2 separate regions of the Homo sapiens genome follow, and region 2 is linked to region 1. A link is an interaction called in ENCODE POLR2A ChIA-PET data of the cell type or tissue named here. Cell type or tissue: OCI-LY7. All regions are shown on one strand. Each heading gives the region's core, and the rest is flanking DNA. Links, peaks and the distances in the headings are about the cores only. Region 1 has its middle 9.9 kb from the start of CCNG2. Region 2 overlaps SEPTIN11 (septin 11).

Region 1 (10,851 bases), core at 1,542-9,541:
TAGCCTGGGTGACAGAGTGAAACTCCATCTCCAGAAAAAAAAAAAAAAGAAAGAAAGAAAGAAAAAGAAAGAAAACCCAGTAAGGCAAAGTATCCGAATCATACTGTTTCTTATAAATAAGAAATCGATTATCACAACAAACCTGTATATGAAAGAAAATGCAGTTTGTTCTGAAATAGAATTTCAGTACATATTTTAGAGTCATTAAAACCTAATGATCAAGTTCCTTCAGTTGCATTAACAAATAAACAGGTGTTTGATTCCCAGTACTTGTGCAACTGGTTGGGATAAGATCAGAAGTTACCATAGTTCAGTGGCTTCTGAGAACATACGGCACTCTACACTTATAAAGAAATAAAACAATAACTGCTTGGTTTACATTATTGTTGCTCAATATGCTACATACCATCATTCACCAAAAAAATTATACTTTTCAATTGAGTATCACCTGAGGTTTTCATTTTGTTTTGTTTCATTTTGTCTTAAATGGAATCACAGGAAGGTTAGCATAATTTGGAGCCAGAATTGCCCACACAGCTGTCAGGTTTCCTGGGCACATTGCAGATCTGAATTTGGGTCATAAACAGCTTGGGGATTTCTGACCTCAAGGGCTGTAGGGAATCAAATTAAGCCCGTGAGGGGTAGCACGCAGCTTTCCTCCATGGTGACCCACTTTGTTCACTTCTCAGAACAAAAAAGGAAAAGACGGCTGGGTGGCAACAGCCAAAGCCATCTGTTGTAGAAATGGGCACAGAGTTCAGATTTGCAAGGACAGGGCGATATAAAAACAAAAGCAAAGAGAAAGAAATAGGTCGTTACTGAAATGTCCTTGTAAGAAATAAACAGGCAATGTTAATTCTTATCCAAACGTTTTATGAATGTAGTATTCATCAGATTTTATTGATGCTGATCCTTGGGCTTGGCAACAACATTCTTGGTATGCAAAATTTGTTTATACAGTTTGTGTCCAGGTTGGTTCATCCAATTACCTAATAAGGACAAGGTTTAGTTTTCATATTGGCCAGTTAGCTCTGTACAGAGAAAAGCTCTGCTCCTTTGCTGTAGCTTGTACGCTATCCAATTCAGGTCTCTTCTAAGCACGGGTTATTGATCATGTGAATAGTTTGGAATAAACTGTTAAATTATTGGAAGAACAACTTAAAGCAATGTTTTCTTTCATATGGGTAAGAAGATAAGTGACAATAAGAAATACTAGTTACACTTACCAAGGCCTTATGTGTAAGGCCTTATGTGCCACAAACTATGTGGCACTTAAGCTCTCTGTCTATATATTGTCTCATTTAATCTTTATAAAACTGCCATTTTTCAGGTAAGGAAACGGGCTTTGAAAAACTAAGTAGCTTGCCATATAAGTCATATAGAGATAAAGTAGTAAAGCTGAAATTTGAACCCAAGATAATAATTTACATTTGCTTAGTATTTTATGGTTTACTAATTGTGTTTACATACATTCTTTCACTTAATCTTCCCAGACAGTCTTGTGAGATAGTCAGTAGTTATAATCTTATTTTTACGAATGCGGGAGAGGGGGCTTTCAGGGGTCACTCAGCTAGCAGATGTCAGGGCCAGTACAAAAAGCCAAGTGTGCTGATTCCAGGTTTCAAGATCTTTTAACTATTAGACAGCCGAGGTCTGGGATATGTGTATTTATTGTGAAGTTAAAGTCTGTATAGTACAAAATGAAATGTAGATTTCATAATTATCCAGATTATTCAGGCTTTACAGGGTCCAGACCCTTCATTTTTGTTTAATGAAATTAACAACATAACTGGAGAGGGGGAGTGGGTGGGAGGGGGTGAATAATGAGAAATTACTTTTTATGGGTACAATGTCTATTACTCAGGTGATGGATACCCCAAAAGCCCTGATTTCACCATTATACAATCTATGCATGTAACAAAATTACACTTGTATCCCATACATTTATACAAATTTAAAAAAAGACACACACACACAAAAACGTCATATTTTACCCACTCTAGAAGTTGTGTAGTTAACTGATTAAAATTACATGGAATGTATTTTCTTTTTTCTATTTTAATGTTATATTTTAGCTATATAATAAGTTCTTATTTAATGTCATTGATAGATTCTTGGAAACTTCAACTTTAAGGGAAATGATGTATAACAAAAAGAATTTTACCATAGGCTAATTGATATAAAAAAGAGTTAAGCTTCTACAGCATATTTCTTGTCACAAGAAATCACCAAACTTCTAAATAAAGATCTCAAACACTTCTAATATTAAACATTAAAATAAATGTGAGCTATTTAAAAAAAGAAATTAAGAATATAAATAAAATGTTACCAGTGAAACATATAGAATATTATAAACAAATTTTTCTAGAGATGGGGAGGTCTCACTATTTTGCCTAGGCTGGTCTTGAACTCCTGGCCCCAAGTGATCCTCCTGCCTCAGACTTCCAAAGGGCTGGGATTATGGGCATGAGTCATCACAACTGGCCAGATTATAGTATTTTTATACAATGGAATTATATGGCAATAAAATTTGCTATGGCTATAGGCAAACATGGATGAAGTTCAAACACAAAGTTGGAAAAAAAAGTCACAGAAAAATATACTCAGTGTGATTTCACTTATATAAATTTTTAAAAACTAAACAATACATTATTTAGGGATACAGATAATCTATTTTTAAAAGGAAGGGAATGATTAACTGAATATTTGGTACTAGGGTTACTTTCAGAGAGAGAGAGTAGGGGATGTGATCCAGGAAGAGCATCTAGAGCTTTCAGATTATATTCTATTGATTAACTTGGGTAGTGGATACACAATTACTTGTTTTATTGATGGTATTTATTTATTTATATTTTTAGAGAGAGGGTCCTGCTTTGTTGCCCAGGCCAGAGTGCAGTGGCTCGAACATAACTCACTACAGCCTTCAACTCCTGCCTCAGCCTCCTGAGTAGCTAGGACTACAGGTATGCACCACCATGCTCGGCAAATTGAAAGAAAGTTTTGTAGAGATGAGGTCTCTCTATGTTGTTCAGGCTGGTCTTGAACTCCTGGCCTCAAGTGAACCTCCCTCCTTGGCCTCCCAGAGAACTGGGATTACAGGTGTGAGCTACCATGCCCAGCCTTTATTGATGGTCTTTACATTGAATATATGTATACTCTCTTGTTTGTGTATTTTACAATACAATTAAATATATATATATCAGATATAAATATATATATTTATATATATATCTATCTATCAGAAAAGAGACCAGAAGAATGTACATTACTACAATAACATCAATTGTATTAGATTGTTTGGCTACAGGTGATTTTGTTTTTCTTTTTCCACATTTTCTGTAATGTGCTGTTATTACTTTCATGATTAAAATAAGTAACCCTGGCCAGGAGCAGTGGCTCATGCCTGGTAATCCTAGCACTTTGGGAAGCTGAGGCGGGGGCATCACGAGGTCAGGAGATTGAGACCATCCTGGCTAACATGGTGAAACCACGTCTCTACTAAAAATACAAAAAAATTAGCCAGGCATGGTGGTGGGTGCCTGTAGTCCCAGCTACTCGGGAGACTGAGGCAGGAGAATGGCATGAACCCGGGAGGTGGAGGTTGCAGTGAGCCGAGATTGCACCACTGCACTCCAGCCTGGGCGACAGAGCGAGACTCCATCTCAAAAAAGCAAAAAAGTATGAAAGATGTAGTTACTCTGAAGTAAAATAGACCACTCAAGGATTTATTATTCTATGTGGAATAATATGTGGAAAATAAATGTGGAAAAAGAAAAACAAAATCACCTGTAACCAAACAATGCAATACAACTAATGCTGTTGTGGTAATGTACATTCTTCTGGTCTCTACTCCGGAGGCTGAGGATAGAGAATCACTTGAACCTAGGAGGAGGAGGTTGCAGTGAGCTGAGATCGCACCATTGCACTCCAGCCTGGGCAACGAGAGCGAAGATCTGTTTCAAAAAAAAAAAAAAAAAGAAGAAGAAATAAAGTAAAATAAGTAACCCTTACAGGGAAATGGCAATAATCTCACTTAGCCTAAATAAGTCAAAAGTATAACTTGAAGTAGTTTTAGTTAGGATAATGGGTTTCACAAATATACCGGAAGCACCAGTGTCAAAAGGACATCCTGAAGGTGGAAGTTCTACCCACATGTACTCTTGAGTTGCTTAGATGCTGTTAATCTGTTCTTGTGCAGAGCTGCTCATTCTTAAAAATGTATGTAACATTCTGAGTTGAAAGGAGAAGACAGTCACACAGTGAAATCTCTCCCTCCTGAGATAACTATTCTCTCCCTGTTTTGCTGCTATCCTTTCTACACACTGCTATTGTTGCAAAACTTGCATAACAGTATTGTGATTTGTCAATTCTGTTCTCTCCCATTAGGCTCTGAGCTCTCTGAGGGTAGGGTTTAAACCATAGCCATTTTGCGTCTACTGTTTCCTCCACTGTGCCTGGAATAGATTAGCTGCCCAGACAACTTTTATTAAACTGAACAAAAGAAGCAATGAAGATTTTAAAATGCTGCATTTGTAAGACACATGGCTACAGAAACCTGAATATTCTTGGAAGCTAATCTTCACGCAGGATGAGTCAATATGTTTCTGTCCTGTTTAAATACAAGATCTCGAGATAGCATATTATTTATGTGCATCATAAAAACTTAACAAACATTGCACAACACAATAAGCACAATACATTGGTAACTTCTGGCACATTTCTAAAAAAGTTTATTTTCTATGTACTCTTTTTGTCCACCCCTTACCATCTCTACCTCCTAGAATCCAGCACAGGCTGTAAACCTCAAACCTGCTGTTTTAGCAGTGAGTTATCAGAGGGCCTTGACTTCCTCTTAGAATGATGGTATGCAGCTGAGCTAACAATAGTAGAGTCATCAGAGTATTTGCTGATTGCCATCTTCTGTTTTAAAGACTTTAAAAACACTTCCTTGTCATAAGGTAGAAAAGAACCCACATGTCTGCAAAATAGTCCTTATCAGGAGAAATAGGAACATAGCACAATTTCTTTCTGGCCCCTAAACATTTGCAAACTACTGACATGACACACTCACATGATGTCTCAAATCTTTAGACATCTCCCCCCAGGCAGAAAAGAAGGAGCCTCATTTTTCTTCCCCTGCTGGCTTTCCTGAGATTTGAGTGGTGGGACTGTGTTGAAACAACTGGCTGGCTTTTTTTAAGAAACATGTTAATTCAAAACTCTAGGGTAAGGGTAGCTGATCCTGGCAGGCCTGATCTGTCTGGACAGTTTCTTTTCAGATTAGTTTGACAGAGATAAGTCTAAGATTTCTCAAAAGCATATTTGCTTTCTATTGAAGAAAAACAAAAAACAAAGGAAACACACACACACACGCACACACGTATGCAGGTGACCAGTGATTAAATTTCATAATAAAACACCCAATCCAAATTGCCTGTGCTTAAACTAACCTAAACTACTGATGCAGCCATTTTGAGTGAACTTAGTAGGAAATACAGCCAAATAGGTCTTCTTCCTGGTATTCGAGAAGAAGGAAAATAAAACAATTCGGATATAGGCTTGATCTGTGTAACATAGTCACTAGGCTTGATCTATGTAACATAGTAACTATGTCACTGTAAAATAGTGGTTAAACTTGATCTATGTAACATAGTAACTATGTCACTGTAAAATAGTGGTTAAGAGTGTGGATGCTAGAGTCAGATTGTCTAGGTTTGAACACTGATTCCACCACTGTCTAGCTGTGGGATCAAGTTACATAAACTCCCTGGGACTCTATTTCTGGGTCTGTGTGATGGTACTTACCACTTGTGTGTGTTACAGGCATTAAAGTTATGTCAGGACATATAAATCACTGAATACGGTGCTTGACAACTTCATTATTGATTACTACATGTAGATTATTATAAAGCTAATGAAATTTAGCTTCAGGGGCCCTCATTTGCACACTCTCTCCAAGTTCTCAGGAGTGGCCCTAGCAGAGTGTTCATGTGTTGGTTAATTTTATGTCAACTTGACTGAACTAAGGGATGCCCAGGTAGCTGGCAAAACACATCTTGGGGTGTATCTGTGAAAGCATTTCCAGAAGAGAAGGGCATTTGGATCAGTAGACTAGTAAAGAAGACCACACTCACCAATGTGGGTGGGCATTATCCACTATGCTGAAGGCCTGAATAGAACAAAACGGCAGAGGAGAAGGGTGAATTTGCCCTTGCTGTTTGAGCTGGGACATTCATCTTCTCCTGCCTTGGATATCAGTGCTCCTGATTCTCAGGCCTTTGGACTTGGACTGGGACTTAACACTATTGGTTTCCGGGATTCTCAGGCCTTTGGGCCTTGTACTGGAACTACACCACCTGGTTTCATGGGCCTCCAGCTTGCAGACAGCAGATTGTGGGATTTCTCAGCCTCCATAATTGCATAAGCCAATCCCTCATTATAAATCTCCTTCTATATACAGTCATGCATTGCTTAATGATGAAGATAAGTTCTGAGAAATGCGTCATTAGGCAATTTTATTATTGTGTAAACTTCATAGAGTGTACTTACACAAATTTTGGTACTATAGCTTACTACACACCTAAGCTATATGGTATAACCTACTGTTCCTAGGCTACAAATCTTTGCGGCATGTTACTGTGCCAAATACTGTAGATAACTCTAACACAATGGTAAATAGTTGTGTATTTAAACATATCTAAACAGATAAAAGCTACAGTAAAAATACAATGTTATAATATTATGGAACCACTGTTGTATATGTGATGCGTTACTGATTGAAACATCATTTTGCTGTGCATGACTATATCTATATATATCCTATTGGCTTTGTTTCTCTGGAGAACCCTGACTGATACAGTTCACATATATATTTTTTTGAGTTTTGTGAAAGTAAGTGATTTTAATTACAATCAGTTAAGGCTGCTATCTTTCTCCATGTCAAATTTCACTGTATCATTTTCCCTTGAATTTAGAGGTGCTTGAGTGTCCACCAGCATTTTGGGGATCTAAGGGGAAGTTGAGTTGAAAACATATCATTTAACTAAAATTTAAAAACACATTTTGGATTGTTCCAATAAAACAATGAGGAATTATAAAAACCTAATTTGGATATAAAAGAAAGGTGCTCTGTTTTGTTATCTAAAAGTGCTTTTATTGAAGAACTAAGAGAAAATTTACATAAAAAGTTAATGGGATATGAAATAAAAGTGATAAAAATGCATGATGACATTGCTTCTTGTTCAGATACGAAGAAGCAAACTATGTATAACACTTTTTCCAGATCATTCTAAAACCAGTGCTTCCTTACAGGGAAAAGAGAAATTTTTAGAAGTAATGGATAAGTCTTGGATTGTTTGATACTCTATTAAGAGGAAGGAATCATAAAATCCTACAAAATATAGAAATTTCTTGCTGATTTGATACAAAATACTGACATTGACAAAGATGACATAAACCTCAAAATATGCTTCTGCAATGAAGAAACAGATGAGAAGCTAAATAATTAGTCTATCCGTTTTCACTGGTATCCTGGATTTTTTATAGCTTGTACGCAGAAAAAAACTTGGTAAAGATTTTCCCAAATCTAATATCAACCATAACATATACTATGGTATTAATAATGAATTATAAAACTGAAATAAACATTTTAAAACAGCAACAATTTTTTAAAAACAAAATTTGATTAGCCATATTAAAGGAAAAACTAAATTTAAAAAAAGTTCTCTTCAGAAAATTATATTAATATATTATTATCATATGAAGAGGTGATCAGAGAGTATACAGCCAAAAATATTGGTAAAAAGTTGTACAGCCATATGTCAGGCAGTTTATTAATAAAAAATATTATGGGATTTTCCAGATTTTTTATGTTTGTGAATGTAAAAGACTATTTTCCAGAGACAGTCATCACAGTATCTCCTATCCCACATGCTCTTGTTATAAGGTGATTGACACATCCCTCATTGAGAAGTGGAATCTACGTTCCCTGTCTTTGAACCTGAGTAGATGTGACTGTGGCTGAAAGGATGTTGTAGTTGACAGAATAAAGGTCCCTCAAAAATGTCCACATCCTATTCCTCACCAGCTGTGAATATGTTATGTAATATAGCAAGATGGAATTAAGGTTGCAAATCTGCTGACCTTTTTTTTCTTTTCTTTTCTTTTCTTTTCTTTTTTTTTGAGACAGGGTCTTTCTCTGTCACCCAGCCTAGAGTGCAGTGGTGTGAACATGGCTCACTGCAACCTTGACCTGGACTCAAGTGATACTCCCACCTCAGCCTCCCAAGCTGAGACTACAAGTGCATGCCACCATGCTTGGCTAATTTTTAAAATTTTTGTAGAGAAAACGTCTTGCCATGTTGCCCAGGCTGGTCTAGAAGCCCTGGGCTCAGGCAATCCTCCCATCTCGGCCTCCCAAAGTGCAGGGATTACAGACATGAGCCACCATGCCCAAACTTTTCTTTTTCTTAAAAATACGGAACACTTCATAAATTTGCCTGTCATCCTTGCATGGGGGCCATGCTAATCTTCTCTGTAACATTCCAATTTTAATATATGTGGCCAGGCGTGGTGGCTCACGCCTGTAATCTCAGTACTTTGGGAGGCTGAAGCGGGCAGATCACCTGAAGTCAGGAGTTCAAGACCAGCCTGGCCAAGAGGGCAAAACCCTGTCTCTGCCAAAAATACAAAAATTAGCTGGGCGTGGTGGTGCACACCTATAATCCCAGCTACTTGGGAGGCTGAGGCAGGAGAATCCCTTGAACCCAGGAGGCAGAGGTTGCAGTGAGCCGAGATCGTGCCACTGCACTCCAGCCTGGGTGACAGAGTAAGACTCCATCTCAAAACAAACAAACAAACAACAAACAACCCCCCCCACACACAAAAAAAACAACAAAAAAACAATTTTAATATATGTGATGCTGAAGCAAGCACCAGCTGACGTTGAGATGGTGAGACTATACTGGACTATTCAGGTGGGCCCAATGTAATCACTAAGGTCCTTATAGCTGGAAGTGGGAGGCAGAAGAGTCAGAGTCAAGAGAGATCTGGAGATGCCATGATGCCGGCTTTAAAGATGGAGGAAGAGCCACAAGCCAAGGAACGCAGGTGGCCTCTAGATGGTGGAAAAGGCAAGAAAATGAATACTCTCTAGAGCCTTCAGAAGGACTGCAGCCCTGCTGACACCTTGATTTTAGCCCAGTGAGACCCATTTTGAACTTCTGACCTCCAGAACTGTAATATGATAAACATTTGTTGTTTTAAATCCCTAAATTTGTGGTAATTTCCTAGACCATCAGTGTGAAATTAATATAGATGCTATCTGACTGCCAAGGCTGGTTTGTAAAAGGAGACACAGTGTTCACCTGATTTTCTTCAGGCCCTGCCACCATGCCATGAGGAAATGGAAAGACCACGTGGAGTGGTCACATATAAATGTTCCAGCCACCAGCCTCAGCAGAGGTCCCAGCCCACAGTCAGCAACAACTCCAGACACGTGAGTGGCAGCAAGATGATGCCAGCCGCAGTTACCATCTGATTACAACTTCATAAGAAACCCTGAGCAAGGGCTGCCCAGCTGAGTTCAAGCAACGCCCCAGACCTGTGGGTGATGATAATAAAATTATTGTTGTTTTGAGTCACTAAGTTTTGGGTGATTCATTGTACAGCAGTAGATAGCCGAAGCAGTCAGTATGTAACAACTGTTTAAAATTTACACTTTGTCTTGAATTGTCTCGTTTTAAATAAGTATTCACTTTCATATCTAATTTTGTATTTGTAAATTCTTTTTTTCCTAGAGAGAGCCCCTCCAAATAGTAAAGCTTCAAATGTACTACCTTAAATCTGGTTCTACTTCTGCATGTAGCCACAATTTCTTATTCAGAATGTGGTTGAAAACATAAAAATATACGTAATTAAACAGACCTGAGGATCTTTGATATAAAGCAGTCTTTCTTTTTTTCTGAGACGGAGTCTCGCTCTGTCACCAGGCTGGAGTGCAGTGGCGTGATCTTGGCTCACTGCAACCTCCACTTCCCAGGTTCAAGTGATTCTCCTGTCTCAGCCTCCCAAGTAGCTGGGACTACAGGTGTGTGCCACCACACCCAGCTAATTTTTGTATTTTTAGTAGAGACAGGGTTTCAACAGCAGTCTTTCTTTTTAAAGTTAAAAAAAAAATTTCATTTTGAAAACACTTTAAAATGTTAACAGAAGCAAATTTTAAGCTTATACCACTTATCCATATCACTTTAAACATCAATTGCCTTTTCATTTGAGATAAAAAAAGAGATCATGACTCTCACAGACAGTAAAACTTCTTTTGGAAATAAGATGATACATTCAACAGATGTATCCTAAGTTACTCTTTGCTGACAGTGTCAACTTCATATAGCACTGTGATGTCAAGGAAAGACAGGAAATCTCTGAGTTAGGTCATGGTTCTTGAAACAAACCATGAAAGAAAAATGTGTTACATAAAGAATCATGTACAATGTACCAGAATGTAGCCTGAGCCACTTAAAATATATTTTAAGATGATTTTGAGATGATTAGTTCTGATTTCAGGCATTGCCGAATTCTCAGTTCACTCTCCTTTGCCAGGCTTTTCACATTATGTCAAAGCTACTTCATTTATTTCAGTTGATTATTCGTGTAAAAGAGAGAGCACTGGATAACAAAGTACTGAGTCGGGCTTCAGAGTCAACCGAGCATTTAGTTCTCAAGTTCTCAGGTTGCAGAGATAGTTCCTACAAGGCTACTCTCTTGCAGGCTAGTAGAACTGGGAGGGACTAAAGTGGCTGGCTGGAAAAACTGGTCCTCTTGCTGTAGTCATTCAGATGGTGTCTACAGTGT
Region 2 (10,851 bases), core at 1,792-9,791, 160 kb before region 1:
AATCGTGGGGAATTGCTGCCAAGCCTTGTTTCCTTATATCGGTGGCTGCAGCTGCCACATTGCGCTAAACCCACTCCCGGTAATAAGCAACCTAAGTGTGTACATTTGGTGCAGTTGTGGCAAAAGAGGCTTAACTCTGTGTAGCCATGATTACAGTGAGATACGTGGTCTGACCCTCTCTATGTGGGAAGGGATTTGAGGCTTGGATTTTTCTCAAATTCAAATGGGAAAGTAGTTCTTGTTTTTGCCAGTGTAATCATCACTTATTTCCCTTAGCTTGCCATTCATTTTATCTATGTGAGTAATAATTATTCAAATGGACCATTAGGCTTTGGGAGTGTTTAATGGCAGCCACCTGGATCAGTGCCTAAGATTTTTGCTAATTCTGGTTTGTCTTTCACCCTGAGTCTCATTTAACTTCAGTTTTTCCTTCCTACAGATCGTATGGATTACAGCAAGGATCTCTTGCCAAGCTATAATCTTTCAAGTTTTGATTTTAGCTTAATGCTTCCCTGTAATCATGCTATCAAGACTGTCAGAAACATATTCCCATTCACATATCCCATACTCTTAATCTATCAATCTAGGACCATTGATGTGGAATTGGACCCGATCTTGCTGAGAAGTCTGGGCTGCTGACCCAAACCTTTTGTGCTTTGTGGTAACAACATGAGTAAAAATGTAACCTGTGCTCTTGCACATATTTTATCATCTCTTTTTGAGAGCTGATGGGATTTATAACGGATTGTTGTATGCAGTTGCATTTTCCCTGTGTTCTACTTGGGCCCTACTTGATTATTCAGACATATCAACATGATGATAATGATAAAGAAAATGGCTCTTTAAGAGACATTTTTAGTGGACAATGGAGGGGGTGGAGAGGACTGTGGGAACATTCTTGTGAGCTGCAGCATGTGAAAAGGTTTGTTTTGCATTAACTGATCAAGACAAGAAAGCCAGCATATAAAATCTTCTATCAATAGGAGAACTTTGAGAAAAGAGGAAAATTGTAATACAGCCTCTTGGGTCTGCTTTCCTAAGCACAACAGTATGTGTGAGAAAAACTCTAAACCAACTTTCTCTTACACCTAGGTGGATGCTTCTACAATGTGCAGTTAACTTTCTGTAAGGCAGAAAGTTGTCTCTGCTAGTGGGAGTATTTATTGATTTATTAGGGGTTATTTGGTCCTATTTTTTGAGAAGGAGAACAGAGTAAGGAAGGAGTAAGAAAGCTTTAGCTTGATTAGAATGGCTGAACTTGTAGCGGTAACAAATAGAGTCTGTTTATTAGCTTCTCTGCAAGATATGCATTTTTTTTTTTTTTCATGCTCTGCAGAAGTTTGCATCAAATAGCTTACCATTTGGATGGTTGCCCCAGCTGGTAATCTGGGTTAAAACCTTGACTGAGGCAATTCTATACTCATGATCCCTTGGTGTGCTGGTCTGGTGGGAAGATATGTTTGTAAGTACACTAGGGAGTGGGAAACAGAAAAGTCTTTCATGACGTGGCTGCTCAGTGATTGTTTCTAGATCTCTCCCCCAAGTGACACTCGAATACTTAGTAGCACATCCTGGGCATAATGCTCCCCATTTAAGGACTATTTCCAGTAAACTGAAAAAGAATCAGTTTTAAAGTCTTACATCCTCTACTCTTAGTTTTCCTAGTTCATTGATTTCCCTGCCCTTTGGGCCTCTTTCCTTTTCCTGCTGCCTTCCTTGATAGATTCTACCTCTTTCTTTCCATCCATCTCCATTCCCTTTCTGCAACTATTCAAATCTTTTTTTTTTTTTTGATTGAGATGGAGTCTTGCTGTTGCCCAGACTGGAGTGCAGTGGTGTGATCTTGGCTCATTGTAACCTCCGCCTCCTGGGTTGAAGCGATTCTCCCACCTCAGCCTCCTTAGTAGCTGGGATTACAGGCGGGTGCCACCATGCCTGGCTAATTTTTGTATTTTTAGTAGATACGGGGTTTCACCATGTTGGCCAGGCTGGTGTCAAACTCCTGGCCTCTAGTGATTGCCTGCCTCAGCCTCCCAAAGTGTTGGGATTACAGGCATAAGCCACCACCCCCGGCCCAGATCTTATTTCATCTTACCATAACCTAGGGCAAAACTGACCTGCTTTAAGAGAGTTTTACATTTTTGCTCTGGTCCACATTCATCTCCATTGTCTAACCCTGTAATCTTTGTAGTATATTTCATCATGAAACATTTCAAAATCATCTTCCATTTTACCTCAATAACTTATCTCCCTAATAAGACTCAAATTCCTTAAGAATCTTTTGTATTTCCTAGAATTCTTGTTACAAACACAACACCTAAACATTTGCAGTTTACTTTCATTTTTGGAAGGCTTCCTCCAAAGGCTAGCTAGTTTGTGGTTAGCTGCCCTTATCAGATTCAGTGTAAAAGGTTTGCCTTGGTAGCCTGAGAGGGATCTAGTTTACCATGCTTTTACTAATATCTATCTTTTTTCTCCTGGAGACAGTTGTGTGTTTTTTTTGTTGTTTTTTGTTTTTGTTTTTTTTTTAGCTGGGGAAATGCCAATATTCATTATTATATCTTATCCTAAAGTTACACAGGAGAAATAGGGATGTTGAAATAATGTATACTTTGGTAGGCAGAATCCGAAAATGGCCCCAAGATCCCAGCCCCCTGGTGTACACGCTCTGCATAATCCCCAGAACTTGTGAATATCACTCCCACAGGTAGGTTATGGCACAGCTGTCGTTTAGAAATGGAGATTGACCTGGGTGGACCTTACCTCATTAAGCAGTCCCTTAAAAGGGACCAGACTGTTCCTGAAGAAGGATATTTGACATGTGAGAGGGACACAGGGAGATTTTTCATTGCTGACTTTGAAGACAGAGGTGACCTCGTGGCTTGGAACCGTCAGTGACTTTTTGGAGCTGAGTGCAGCCTCTGACAGCGAGTAAGGAGAGAAGGCCCTCAGTCCTACAGCTGCAAGGAATTGAGTCTGCCCACATCTGGAATGAGCTTGGAAGAGGGTATTTCCCCAGAGCCTTGAGAGGACAACCTCCTTAGCTTGGCCCACACTTTGATTTCAGCCGTGTGATAACCCAGGCAGAAAGTCCAGCTACACCATGCCCAAAGTTGTGACCTATGAAACTGACTGCTAATAAATGGATGTTGTTTCAAGCCACTAAATTTGTGATAATTTGTTATATGGCAGTAGAAAACTAGCACATGCCCCACATTTATGTAAACAACCCCTATTCCATCCTGATATTGTTTTATCCAGGGTTGAGATTAAGACACAGTAGAACTCTTAGAGGCCAGGTGTGGTGGCTCATGCCCGTAATCCCAGCACTTTGGGAGGCCGAGGCAGGCAGATCACAAGGTCAGGAGTTCAAAACCAGCCTGGCCAACGTGGTGAAACCCCGTGTCTACTAAAAATACAAAAATTAGCTGGGCGTGGTGGCAGGTGCCTGTAATCCCAGCTACTCGGAAGCTGAGGCAGGAGAATTGCTTGAACCCTGGAGGCGGAGGTTGCATTGAGCCGAGATCGCGCTATTGCACTCCAGCCTAGGCGACAGAGCAAGACTCCATTTCAGGGAAAAAAAGAAAAGAAAAAAAGAACTCTTAGGAAGACTTGAGGATTTTGGCCATAATTGTTTAGTAATATTTGTAGAGCAAGACCAGATGTTAATTGGTATGTTTATTTCCTCAATATGTATCATGGTTTTGGTCATTTCTGGTATAATTCCTCAATTTTCAGGTGCTGGAAATGTGTCACTGGACTCAGATGTTCTAGGTCAGCCTGGATTAGGAACTGAACATGCCTTGGGAGGAGAAAGCAGCCAGGTTGTGACTAGGGGAAACAGCCCTGGTGCTTTTGTTCATGACTTGCTTGGAACTGGATTGGATTTTTTTTTTTTCTTCTCTCACAGAGACTGCCATCACATGGCCATTACTGTAACTGAAAATCCCCTGCCTTTTCAGAAAGGCACAGAAATATATGGTATCTTTCAGAAAGGAAGTGGCTAATTTATATCCGGTGATAGAAATGGTGGCATCGGGAAGGAAGCGTCCCATCCATATTTCATTATTTGCTGATGAATGCATTCAGTGAATAGAAATAGATGAACTGAGCCACAATATTTCTCAAACAGGAAATACTGAGGAATAGATGTGTGAATATGAGTAGCACAGGACATAAAAAGTTGAGGAAAAAACTTCCAACTGCTTTGAGCCTCTTAATTCTATTTGACCTCCTATTCGTCACTGTTTTGAAGATATTCCATAGGATAAAGACAGGGCAGGAGGGACAAAAATGACCCAAATAAACAACAGTGAGACAAGTGGGTGGTTTTATGCTCTGCAAGAGACGTGATATGTCTTAAATGGAACTGGGTTGTTTGGGACCCACTGGACAGCAAGAGGGTTTTGAAATGGTTTATGACCTCTTCCCCACTTCCCCGCTTGCTTTGCTCATTAGTGTTCCTAGGTGGCTGCTGGGTGACGGGCTTTTCATCATCTCTGATGTGGGCCAGTGCGAAAGAGCAGCTGCAACATCTGTTTCTAATTGGGTCGTGCCTTTATAAATACTTCTTGCCTATTTGTCACATTGCTTCCCTCCCACCCTGTCTTCCTTGGAGTACTGCAGAATCTGTAAGCGTCCCTGGAATGCACACGTGGACCTTGTCATTCCCAAACAGACTTTCTGCTGGTCAGCACTTTGTAATGTTCGGCTGTTACAGGCATTAGTCACTTGTGCTCAGAGAGAGACTGTGGTCTTTGGAAACTGAAGAAAATGTCTTTTTTGTTGTTGTTAATTCTTGGCATCCAGTTAGATTTAACTTCTCAAGAGTTTACACAGACTTTTAGAAAAACATTCTGTCTCTAAGAAAAAAGTGCTCTAGCTTTGTACAGTTTTTGGATTTTCACACTTGGTGGTTGTTTGCTGAAATGCTGTTTTGCTAGTGATTCCCCTCCTCCCCCTATCTGGGGTTGTAAGCAGCTCTGGGGCTCTGTTCACTTCGGATACCTGTTTCTGGGGACTGCTTTTCAACAGCGTTTTTCCTAAGGGCATATGAGAAATTTAATTTCTGATGGAATGAAGGTGAAACTCTAGTCCCAGGTAAACCTGGGTAGGCTGTAGAGACAGAAAGGGGGCTGCAGGTCTAGGTGGAAGAACGAGAACGAATGCAGCATGGTATTTCCAGGCCTTTTAGATTCGGCTTCATCCACAACCAATGTGAGTTCTTATCTGCAAAGCGGGCCTAAGTGTAATGGAGGGAAGGTGGGCCAGGCACCAGGGTCCTGGGTTCTCCCGCGCCTCACTCTGTCTCCACCTGGCCCATGCATAAAGAACACTAGTCAAGTAGCCATTGTACCTGTTTCCTTATCTGAAAATGAGAAGGTTGGAGAGTATGACTTCTGTTGAAACAACAAGGCGCTTACAAATTTTGGTGAAGTCGAATGAGGGCAGCGTTAAGAGAAATATCAAAGTTAGTCATTGGATTTCAGGGCTTAGGGATGGAAACCAGCTGGTAGTAGACTGGTTGTAGTTATGTCCAAAGGGCAGAGTGGGAAAAATTTGGCCGAAAAGAGTGTGGTGGGTGACCAGCAAATGTTAGAGGTATACATCAGGGCACAGAGGAGAAAAGCTAACATGATACTGATGACTTCAAGTCTTCACTGTCCAATTCAGAGGATAGGGGAGGGTTTAAGCTGATTAAACAGTGGGCTTTTTTTCTCCTGCAAGAGGGTGGAGGTCTATAACTGTGCAGATTTTATCAGATGCATGCTAATACATGTTATTCTGGGGGACTCTCTTATACCTTGAAGTAGACATTGCTGCTATTTGGCGTGAAAAAAATAGGAGGACTTATTTGAATTGAGAATGGGGATAGGCTGAGTTCCACCGAGATGTTGGCTTAGAGATGCCTGGGCCATGCTGTACAGTAGGAAGCCCAGCAGAGGAGATTGGGCTGTGTGGGTCATGACAAAGGGAGTTGTTAGCTTATGGTTGGCTATTAAAGTCATGGGCAAGGATGGGCAAGAAAAGTGTGTAAAATGAGCTGACAAAAGATAAATATGTTAATTAATTCTTTACAACAGCCCTGTGAGAGAATGTGTCTTAAAGCTGACAAAACTGAGGCAAAGTTAAATACCCTAGGTCACACAGCTAAACTATGAAAGAGGTGCTCTTGTCTTGACTTCACATGTTGGGCACCTTCCACTACACTTTTCCACTTTTCCGATTCCTCCTGTCACTTTCAACATGACTTGGTTCTACTATTAGAAAAATTAAGTTCTCCTATTTTACTCTGTTAACCTACCTATTAGCTACAATAAATATTGTGGGCTTACCTCCTCAAAAAAGATCTTTATTTAGTATTATTGTTATTGATGTTCCTGGATTTTAAAAATCTTATATATTTTCTATTATAAAACTACAGCTTTTTTTTCTTTTGTAATAATTCAAATGTTACAGAAACAAAACAATTAAAAGGTAACATTTCCCGAAAATCTTACCAGCCCCAAAGAAAACCCCCACACGGCATTAATTTTGTAAGGATCTGGAAAAGCAAAATGTGTTCCTCTACTGGGAGTCTTCTGGAGAAAGTTACTTGGAGATAGCACTTGGAATTGGGACAATTATTCAGTATTAATCAAGTGCTTTTTTGGTTATATGATATGTTTTCCAGAGTGGCTCCCTGGGTTTGGCATTCTGAGCTTATCTACCTGGCTTTGTGACCTAGGGGCTGGCTCCTGGATGCTCCTCCTTAGTCTCAGCTTCCAGCTGGGCCGCACTGAGAAGTTGTTCTTTCCTTGTATTACCATATGGTTTTTCTCTTAACAGTTCCTCACTGCCGCCTGGCGCTCTCTGTTCTGCTGCTTGTGTGAGACAATTTCCTTGGGGGTTTTCTTGGCTCTAGGCATGGGATTTCATGGTATAGATGACAAGCAGAGTAGCAAATGTTGTTCAAATCATCTTTAAAGAATGCAATTCTCATTGGTAATGAGATGGTCCAGACATTTTATATTATGAAAGTTACCCCAGCAATGCTTAGCTTTGAAAGCATCCCGATGCTGGCTTCATAGCTGTGGTTTGGGTCAAAACTTTGCATTCCAGTGTTTTCCCTTTTGCATGAGAACTAAGGGCGTTTCCCATCTTCCCATTAACCTTCTTTTTTTAAAAGAGAATGTGAAACCAATTCAATACTTTCTAGAATGCAGTCAGATAAGAGTGTGTATCTACAGAAATGATTAATCAGGGTACTTAAATAAAACTTACTTTGCGGACAGTTCGTGAGGCCAGAATTTCTCCAGATACTGGGAGGTGGCTGGTGGTCAGTCAAAGATTTTGTGTGCGAGACAGCATGTTCTTTTCTTTACCTCTCTTCAGCTCAGAGGCGTCTGTACTACTGAAATAGGACCTCAGAAAAAGACATGACCTAAGATGAAGGGGTATGTACTTCTTCTCTTTTCCAAGTGGGTATTCTGTAAGGAGAAAAGACAGAGCTCAAAGGAGTGTACTGTACATGTCTCCTCTGCCCTCTGCTGCCCCATGGTTTCATCTCAGCTCTCTTTAAAATTGGACATCTGTTCCCTTGAAACCTGAGTTCTGATATTTCTACCTTCTCCCATCAGGTACTGCTGCTCAGAAAGACTATTTGTTTTCATCTGAATATGTGAAACCTGCACATCAGCTGTACACAGGGGCCGCCTATTAAATTAATATTCAACAGTGCTTTGGACTAATACATATTTTTACATACTATAGGCTGGTGAATTCACTCAAAGAATGAGTAGTTAATCACATGAGTTATAAGGCTACACAGCATCCTGTCCTTTGGATAGCTTTATGGTTATGTATTTGTGACTATTTGATTGACATCTGTGTGCCCCATTACCCTGTACGCTCCATGAGTTGGGGAGGCTTTGTTTTTTCATCATGGTATCCTTAGCATTTAACACAGTGTTCTACCCACACTGGTACTCGATGAATATTTGCTGAATGAATGAAAGCATGAATAAAGATTTGCTTTTCTTTTTGAGAACAGATAACTAACTTATACAGAGAAGTCATTTCCTAGGTTTTTTGTTTGTTTTTTTATTTTGGAGATAAAGTATATCACTCTGTCACCCAGGCTGGAGTACAGTGGCACAATCCTGGCTCATTGCAGCCTCTAACTCCTGAGCTTAAGCAAGATCCTCCTGCGTCAGCCTCCCAAGTAGCTGGGATTATAGGCATGAGCCATTGCGCCCAGCCCTAGGTTTTGTTTTGAGGATATAAATCCACTTTTCAAAAATCTCGTGGATGACTGGAGATGTAGCCAAACAAAAAGAAATTGCTTTTAAGCAGGGCATTTGTAAACAGTGGGTACATAACTTTCTTAGCTAATTCATATGTATTGTAGTTAAGCAGAAATTAAAAGTTGAGGTGGAAAACACAGAGGTTATGCACACAGATTTCCATTTGGTTTGGAGTTTCCCAGCATAACTGATAGAAACTCCCTTTCATGGGTCAATTAAAACTTGAGCCATCTTGATCTGGCCAGAGCAAATATGCTTCCAGGAATTTTTCACCCTGTGTTGGCTTTCCTTAAGCAAAATGACGGAATTGGATTTATGCATCTCTAACATCCAGATTAAGAAGCCTTAGAATTAGAAAAAACAAAGAACCAGAGACTTTGTTTAGAGGTAATTTGATTAAATCTCCTCACTTTACAGAGGAGGAAACATAAGCCCGAGGATTAAGTGACTTGGATCAGTATACTTTATTTATCCATAATCTGAGGCGTTGAGAAAAATGTAATCACCATGTCTTGTTAATAAAAATCTCCAGCTCTCCACCTGAATACATAAATGTTATCTCTTAAATTTAAAAAAAAATAAATTTTAAAGAGAAAAATCTTTCTAAACTTAAATTGTAATACCTGATTTTAAAGGTAAAAATTAAATATTGCTTTCGAATGGAAACGTAATTTTAATTTGTTTGGATTAAACAATTCAAATATCACCTTGGTAACATGCTGTCTTGCTTCCGCCTGCTGATAAGGATCAGAGGCTACGGCCTATCTAACCACATCTACCGAAACACTTCATTTTTAAAAGTAAAGAAAAGGGATATCACTTCAGTTTAAGTATGGTGAATAAAATCCATCTGGGCACACCGAGCTTGTTAATTTCAGTAGACCCAGGGCTGGATTAAAATACAGTCATGTACTGCTTTACAAACTCTCAGTCAACAATGGACCGCATATACAACCGTGGTTCTGTAAGATTATAAAACTGCACTTTTACTGTACCATTTCTATGTTTAGATATACAAATATTTACCATTGTGTTACAGTTGCCTACAGCATTCAGTACAGTAATATTCTGTACAGGTTTATAGCCAAGGAGCAATAGGCTATCCCATATATCCTAAGTGTCTAGTAGGCTATACCATCTAGGTTTGTGTAAGTGTATCTGGAGTTTGTTCCTGCCGGTTGGTTTGTGGTCTTGCTGACTTCAAGAATGAAGCCGCAGACCTTCATGGTGAGTGTTGCAGCTCTTAAAGGTGGCACGGACCCAAAGAGTGCGCAGCGGCAAGATTTATTGTGAAGAGCAAAAGAACAAAGCTTCCACAGCGTGGAAGGGGACCTGAGCGGGTTGCCGCTGCTGGCTTGGGTGGCCAGCTTTTATTCCCTTATTTGTCCCTGCCATGTTCTGTTTCTGTTGTATCAGAGTGCCCTTTTTTCAATCCTCCCCGCGATTGGCTACTTTTAGACTCCTCCTGATTGGTGCGTTTTACAGAGTGCTGATTGGTGCATTTTACAATCCTTTTGCTACAGAGTACTGATTGGTGTGTTTTTACAGAGCACTGATTGGTGCATTTTATAATCCTCTTGCTAGCTACAGAGTGCTGATTGGTGTGTTTTACAATCCTCTTGTAAGAAAAGTTCTCCAAGTCTCCACTCGACCCAGGAAGGCCAGCTGGCTTCACGTCTCACAAGTACACTCTAGGATGGAGTCCCCAATCCCCAGGCTGCCAACTGAGACCAGTCCGTGGCCTGTCCGGAACTGGGCTGGCCAGCAGGAGGCGAGTGATGGGCTAGTCAGCATTACCGCCTGAGTTCTGCCTCCTTCAGATCAGCTTCAGGCATTAGATTATCATAGGAGCCTGAGCCCTGTTGTGAACTGTGCATGGGAGAGATCTAGGTTGTGCGTTCCTTATGAGAATCTAATGCTTAAAGATCTGAGGTAGAGCGGTTTCATCCCCAAACCAACCCTGTCCGTGGAAAAATGGTCTTCCACAAACTGGTCCCTGGTGCCACAACGGTTGGGGACCACTGCTCTAGAATGTTCACACAAGAACAAAATCACCTACTGGCATGTTTCTCAGAATGTTTCCTCATCACAAAGTGGTGCATGACTGCAGAAGCAAAAGTGATGGGGAATCCAGAATGCTTCCCAGCTGGGGAGGATGTGGATTCTGCTAACTGCTGATTCTGCAAACAGGAATGTGATTTTGTGGCTTTTCCTCCAGCTTTGTAAATGAGTTTTCTCTTTAGGAATGGATTTTCTTCAGGCTAGAATCATCATTCTCGTTTTTTATTTCTTTCTGTTCACTTTATTTTTATTGTGATTTTACCTTATTCATATGTCCGAGAGCCCTGCTGGTCAGCAGCTTCTCCTGGAATGCCTAGCAGCTGTAATAGAACTTCTGATTAATTTCAGATTTTTAAATGATAGTTGCCTCTTCCTCCCAACTACTGTAGGTAAAGGAAGTCCAAGTTTCAGAAGACCTGTTAAGTGCTAGGCACTCTCATCCATACCTCTTTATCTCCTCCCAACAACCCTGCCAAGGAGATATGTATGAGAGAGCCTAGCACCT

What was found. Peaks named below come from ENCODE experiments on the same cell type or tissue, not always from the same donor. Only the 100,000 strongest peaks of a DNase experiment are listed, where the experiment ranks them.
Region 2: POLR2A ChIA-PET joins it to region 1 with 5 read pairs; 3 of 35 experiments call an interaction of 5 or more read pairs at or near these places.

The regions. Positions count from the first base shown.
Region 1 is chr4:77,141,858-77,152,708 of GRCh38, forward strand. It overlaps the pseudogene RNU6-1187P. Among named protein-coding and RNA genes, the nearest start is that of CCNG2, 9.9 kb to the right of the region's middle. RefSeq lists an enhancer at 10,737-10,786. In OCI-LY7, for the core only: a CTCF peak has its summit at 9,117 (motif pointing right); DNase peaks (open chromatin) are centred at 4,134 and 4,834; H3K4me3 peaks cover 752 bases; H3K27ac peaks cover 2,223 bases.
Region 2 is chr4:76,980,435-76,991,285 of GRCh38, forward strand. All of the region lies in intron 1 of SEPTIN11 (septin 11), which reads left to right. Among named protein-coding and RNA genes, the nearest start is that of SEPTIN11, 36 kb to the left of the region's middle. In OCI-LY7, for the core only: CTCF peaks have their summits at 3,937 and 4,137; no DNase peak of the experiment used is centred there.